Linked DNA regions of Homo sapiens: region 1 is linked to region 2. Evidence: chromatin loops called from intact Hi-C (ENCODE). Cell type or tissue: K562. All regions are shown on one strand.

What was found. A loop is a pair of places that touch in the nucleus more often than their neighbours do. Peaks named below come from ENCODE experiments on the same cell type or tissue, not always from the same donor. Only the 100,000 strongest peaks of a DNase experiment are listed, where the experiment ranks them.
Region 1: it touches region 2 in a loop (4-fold over the local background); 4 of 110 quality-filtered maps call a loop at or near these places.

Annotation. Positions count from the first base shown.
Region 1 is chr14:72,918,882-72,921,381 of GRCh38, forward strand. No RefSeq gene overlaps it. Among named protein-coding and RNA genes, the nearest start is that of DCAF4, 6.3 kb to the right of the region's middle. In K562, a CTCF peak has its summit at 1,319 (motif pointing right); no DNase peak of the experiment used is centred here.
Region 2 is chr14:73,466,010-73,468,509 of GRCh38, forward strand. No RefSeq gene overlaps it. Among named protein-coding and RNA genes, the nearest start is that of NUMB, 8.7 kb to the left of the region's middle. In K562, no CTCF peak of the experiment used is centred here; DNase peaks (open chromatin) are centred at 1,532 and 1,982.

The DNA.
Region 1 (2,500 bases), 550 kb before region 2:
AGCCGAATTCTTCCCAATTCCCTTCCTCGTGTCCCCTAAAGGGAATCCTCCTATCAGTGTTCAACAGAAATTCAAATGCAGAAGAAACCAGGGAGGCAGTAAGATTTCGAACAATTGCATGCCTCAAGTTTTTTTGTTTTTTTTTTCCTGTTCTCATTCTGCTTGATTTCCCCCCTTCTCTCAATCTATAGCTTTCTATGTTTATAAAGCTGTTGACACCAATAAAGTCAGTCACGGGAAACAATGCCCATCCTTTTATGTTATTTTATCTTGCTGAGGTCAGGAATGATGCTCATGGAAGCTCCAGCGAGGTACTCTTCCTCTGAGCCCCTCCTCATTCTCTAGTCTAGACTCTCCTTGGAAGAAGACCCCCAAATTTGCAAATGTTTAACACAGAGGGGGAAAAAAGCTATAAAAATTATTTTAGGAATCCTCCAAATGAAAGCACCATTCTTGACACCATCCCCTGGAATGGCTTGTCTGTGTGTCCAAGAAAAGGCTTCATTGATTTCTAAGACCAAGACCCCCTCTCCATGGCAAGGAGTGGAGGAATTAACAGCTAAGGATGAATCCTGCTGAAAGAAATACAGTTCTATACCATAAATAAGCCACAAACTCTGTTATTTGTGTAATCTAGATGCCTGGGGAGGTAGAGTCACCACAACATGCTCTTTTTTTTTTCTTTTTTTTTTTTTTTGCTCTGTTGCCCAGGCTGGAGTGCAGTGGTATGATCTCAGCTCACTGCAACCTCCACCTCCCAGGTTCAAGCGATTTTCCTGCCTCAGCCTCGCAAGTAGCTGGGACTACAGGAGTGTGCCACCATGCCCACTTAATTTTTTGTATTTTTAGTAAAGATGGGGTTTCGCCGTGTTGGCCAGGCTGCTCTCGAACTCCTAGTCTCAAGTGATCTGCCCACTTCAGCCTCCCAAAGTGCTGGAGTCACAGGCGTGAGCCACCACGCCTGGCCCCATGCTCTCTCTTTAATGCACAATTTAAGATATTTAGCCATCAGGCCAGGACAGGATGAGAAGGAAATCCATTCTGCACTCAGATCCAGAAAGATACGCCTGGCTAAATAGTGACCTGTCTTGACTAATCAGACTGCACTTTTGAAAATCACATTGTATAAGAATACTTATTGGCCTCAAAAAAACATTATTCATAATATACTGTTTAAACACCACAAAAAAGTAATTACCTTAAAGAGCCCTTTTCTGAAACAGAATCCGACTGAGATGATTCAAAAGAACTATTAACAGTTTAGGCAAGATGAAGAGAAATAAGACCACTGGGGCACCCAGGGGCTAGCAAGAGTAGGAAGCTATGACCACCAGGAGGCTCAAAGGAGCAAGGGGAGGAAATGAAATTTCTGGCGCCTGGACCAGGGGCCAGAAAACATTCCCAAGCAGGGAAGGAGCAAGCAAAATCCTCATTTCTCTCTCCACCCACCCACCCACCTATCTACTACTGGTGTCTCTCACTGGTTGAACTCAACTAGAAGGCTGGCAGCAAAGGAGTCTAGGTAATCCATTTTGTAGATATGCACAGAGCAGCCCAAAGAAGGATGAAGAGTAGATGGGGGACAAGGGAGCAAAAAGAGAATAGTCACATCACCTGACCCAAAGTAGCCCCCAGTCACTTCTTATCACATCATCTTGTCTTGTCATTGTACTTACCATTATTTTTATTTTATTTTATTTTATTTTATTTTTTTTTTTTTGAGACAGAGTTTCGCTCTTGTTGCCCAGGTTGGAGTGCAATGGTGCCATCTTGGCTCACTGCAACCTCCACCTCCTGGGTTCAAGCAATTCTCCTGCCTCAGCCTCCCAAGTAGCTGGGATTACAAGCATGTGCCACCACACCCAGCTAATTTTGTATTTTTAGTAGAGATGGAGTTTCTCCATGTTGGTCAGGCTGGTCTCGAACTCCCAGCCTCAGGTGATCCACCTTCCTTGGCCTTCCAAAGTGCTGGGATGACAGGCATGAGCCACCGCACCTGGCCTTTTTATTTTTATTTATCTGTCCCCCTCCCCACTTGAATGTAAGCTCTTTGAAAGGAAGGAATTTGTCTGTCTTATTCAAAATTGTATCCACACATGGAATGTTGGAGCCCAGGAAGACTAGGGAAGGCTTCCTCGTGCGTAAAGGGTACAGGGTTTCCCAGCACAGGTTCCCAGAGCCTGAGTGGGGAAGAAGGACATCTGTATTGGGTAGGGGGTGGGGGCAGAGAGAGGAGATGTCTACCTACAAAGGGATTGATCAAACAAGTAAATAAAAATAATGAGAACCTCACTGCTGGAGAAGGAAGCTACAAATACAGAAAGGGAGAAAACTAGAATCAGCCCTATATGATGGATTGGAATTGGAGATACTGGTGTAAACTCATGGTTTTCAAGATAGGTGGGTAAACTGATAGATGTACAAATAAATATAGATGTCACAGTGAGTGTGGGAGTGTGTGAGTGTGTGTTCCCAACTGTAACCATGAAGAGTGCCTTGG
Region 2 (2,500 bases):
AAGTTCTGTAAACATGAAGGGGAGATGTACACCAATATCAAGTTCCTCTTCCTGTGGCTCTGGTTTTCTCTCCTTCCTATTCTCTATTCTGTGTTTCCTCTGTGTCTGGGACAGAGGAGACTTGTATGTTTCCATACCTGTTAATAGCCAGAGAAAACTTTGTTCGGTCCCTTGGCAGGTTAGCGGATTTTAGAAGGGAAAGACAGGGTAAAGAGATGAGGACTCGCCCCCAGGAAGTCTGACTATACAATAGGAATGGTGTATTTATTTATTCAGCCCTTTCCTACACTGCAGTCATTTCATTTCACCCTCAGGATGTGTATTTAGTGGTAAGCTTTCTTTCTTTTCCTGTTAGTTTCCTGCAAAAGGACATCAGTGTCTTCCTCATTGGAGCAGCTGATAAGAAGGATGTTGTTGCTCAAATAGAGACAGAAAAACATATTTCCTATCACAGACCCAGGCCATCCCAAGGGCATGGAGAATTAGACCAGGTTGTGGAAATAATAGAAGAACCTGATTTTCATGCCTATTTCCCTGGTGCCATCTTCCTCCCTGAAATACTCTGCAATAATTACACCTTCCACTTAAGTAGGATTTCACACTTTTCCAAAGTAGCATCACGTTGTACGGAAGTAGAGTTGGCTGCACTGTAGCTGGCATAGCCTATTAGTTACTTTGGAGGGTTTATATGAAGAGGCAACTTTGGGTTTAACTTTAAGTTTTGGGGAACTCATACAAATAGCATAGGTTTACCCTAAGTTGGATTCCATTTGCTAGCTCCTGCCTCTCCTACAGATCTCATCTTCAAAGTTACTATTATAGGGGAGGCTTCCTGTTATCCCTCTCCCAGCCACATTGAGTTGGGTGCCCCTCTTATACACACTGCATTTCCACTTTGGATACACATATCCCGTGGGTAAACTTGCTCAGTGCCTAGCCATCCAGCAACATGTCGGCACTGTAATACCAGGGACAACAACCTTCCTGCTCATGGCTGCCTAGCATAGGGCCTGGCCCACAGTAGTTCACTAAATATTTAGTGAATGAATGAGTGAGTCAGGAATTGTCTCTAGGAGTAGCCTTGCCACCTGACACAATCACTTATTTTGGGGTAGTGCTCTGGGAGTTATAAAAAAGGCCTGTGCTAATTATCACATAATGATCACCGGTGGTTATAGTATTTAGTAGGCAAAAGCACAGTGGTGGAGTATGACTAAATAAAGGTCTCCTCCAGGTGGGGGGCTATCCCCGCACTCTGAATTTGGAACCCCACTGCCCATCTCTCTTGGACTCCTGTGGACAGGGTCATTCCTTTGGGAAATTCTTTTCGGAGTTGCCAACACTGGGGAACAGGGAGAATTAAGCTCCATTTCCCCAAACTCAATGAAGTCTTTCTGATATGAAAATTAAATTAAAGAACAAGGCCAGTGGTGGCCCTCTGTTGCTTTCCTTTCAGCCTCTGAGACAGATTTCCCCATCAAGGGTCTGCGCTGAGTCATCCCGCCTCCAGCGGAAACAAGTCAGCAGCACCCTGAGGATGGGTGATGGAGGTAAAGACTCATCCTGCTAATCTCCTCCTCCCGCGGAGGCCAAGGTTCATGGTCTTGGCCCCCTCCCTGGGAACAAAAAGGCAACCCAAGAGAAAAGACTCTTCCTTCCCACTCCTCTCTCTCTTACAAGCTCATGGTCTGTGGCTCCTCTTTCTTCTGCCAATGGAAGTTGAGGATAGAGAGAGAGGAGGAGGAAGAAGAAACCAAAGGGCACAGGACTGTACTTTGCTGGCTGGGGGGAGGTGGGACACATGGGTGGGGGGTATGAATTGGGATGAAGGATGACAAGACATGAAGAATCCTTGGAGGTTCTCCAACAGTTCTCACATACAGAACAGCTAAGGCACAGCCCAGTTGCGGAGACACCAGGGAACCCAGAAATGTAAATAGTAGGAGGTGATGACAGCAAAGAAGCAGGCAGATCTGATACACAGGCCCCTACACAGAGCTACGCCCTGTGGGAGAACCACAAACTGCCTAAGACTGGGTAGCAAAGAGAGAGAGAGTGGGCGTTCAGTGTGAGACCTTGAATCAGAGGCCCACACTCTATATCTAGCTCAGTCTCCAATTTGTGGGGAGGACCGGGGTGAAAGATGAATGTCAGAGATGTGGCTTCATCAGCTGCCTATGGGATGGGCACATGTTTAGGAGATACTTTGAAATCTCTAGATGAAAGGAAATGCCAGAAAAAGCTATCATTACTTTGAGGGCTGATCATAGAGCAGCCGGAGCATCTTTGAGCTCCTATATTGGAATCAGAGTCTACAGTATTTTCATCTTGGGCGGACCAATTCCTGAAGACCAGTTTTTTAATAGCATCAATTGAGAACAGGGTCAATTGTGAGGTCCCTTAGGAATACAACCAGAAATCTCATCACTGGAGTATAGAAATTTCCAACCAGGCTCCAGCCAGTTATCTATGCAGACTGATTCTAGCCAGGCCTAACTTG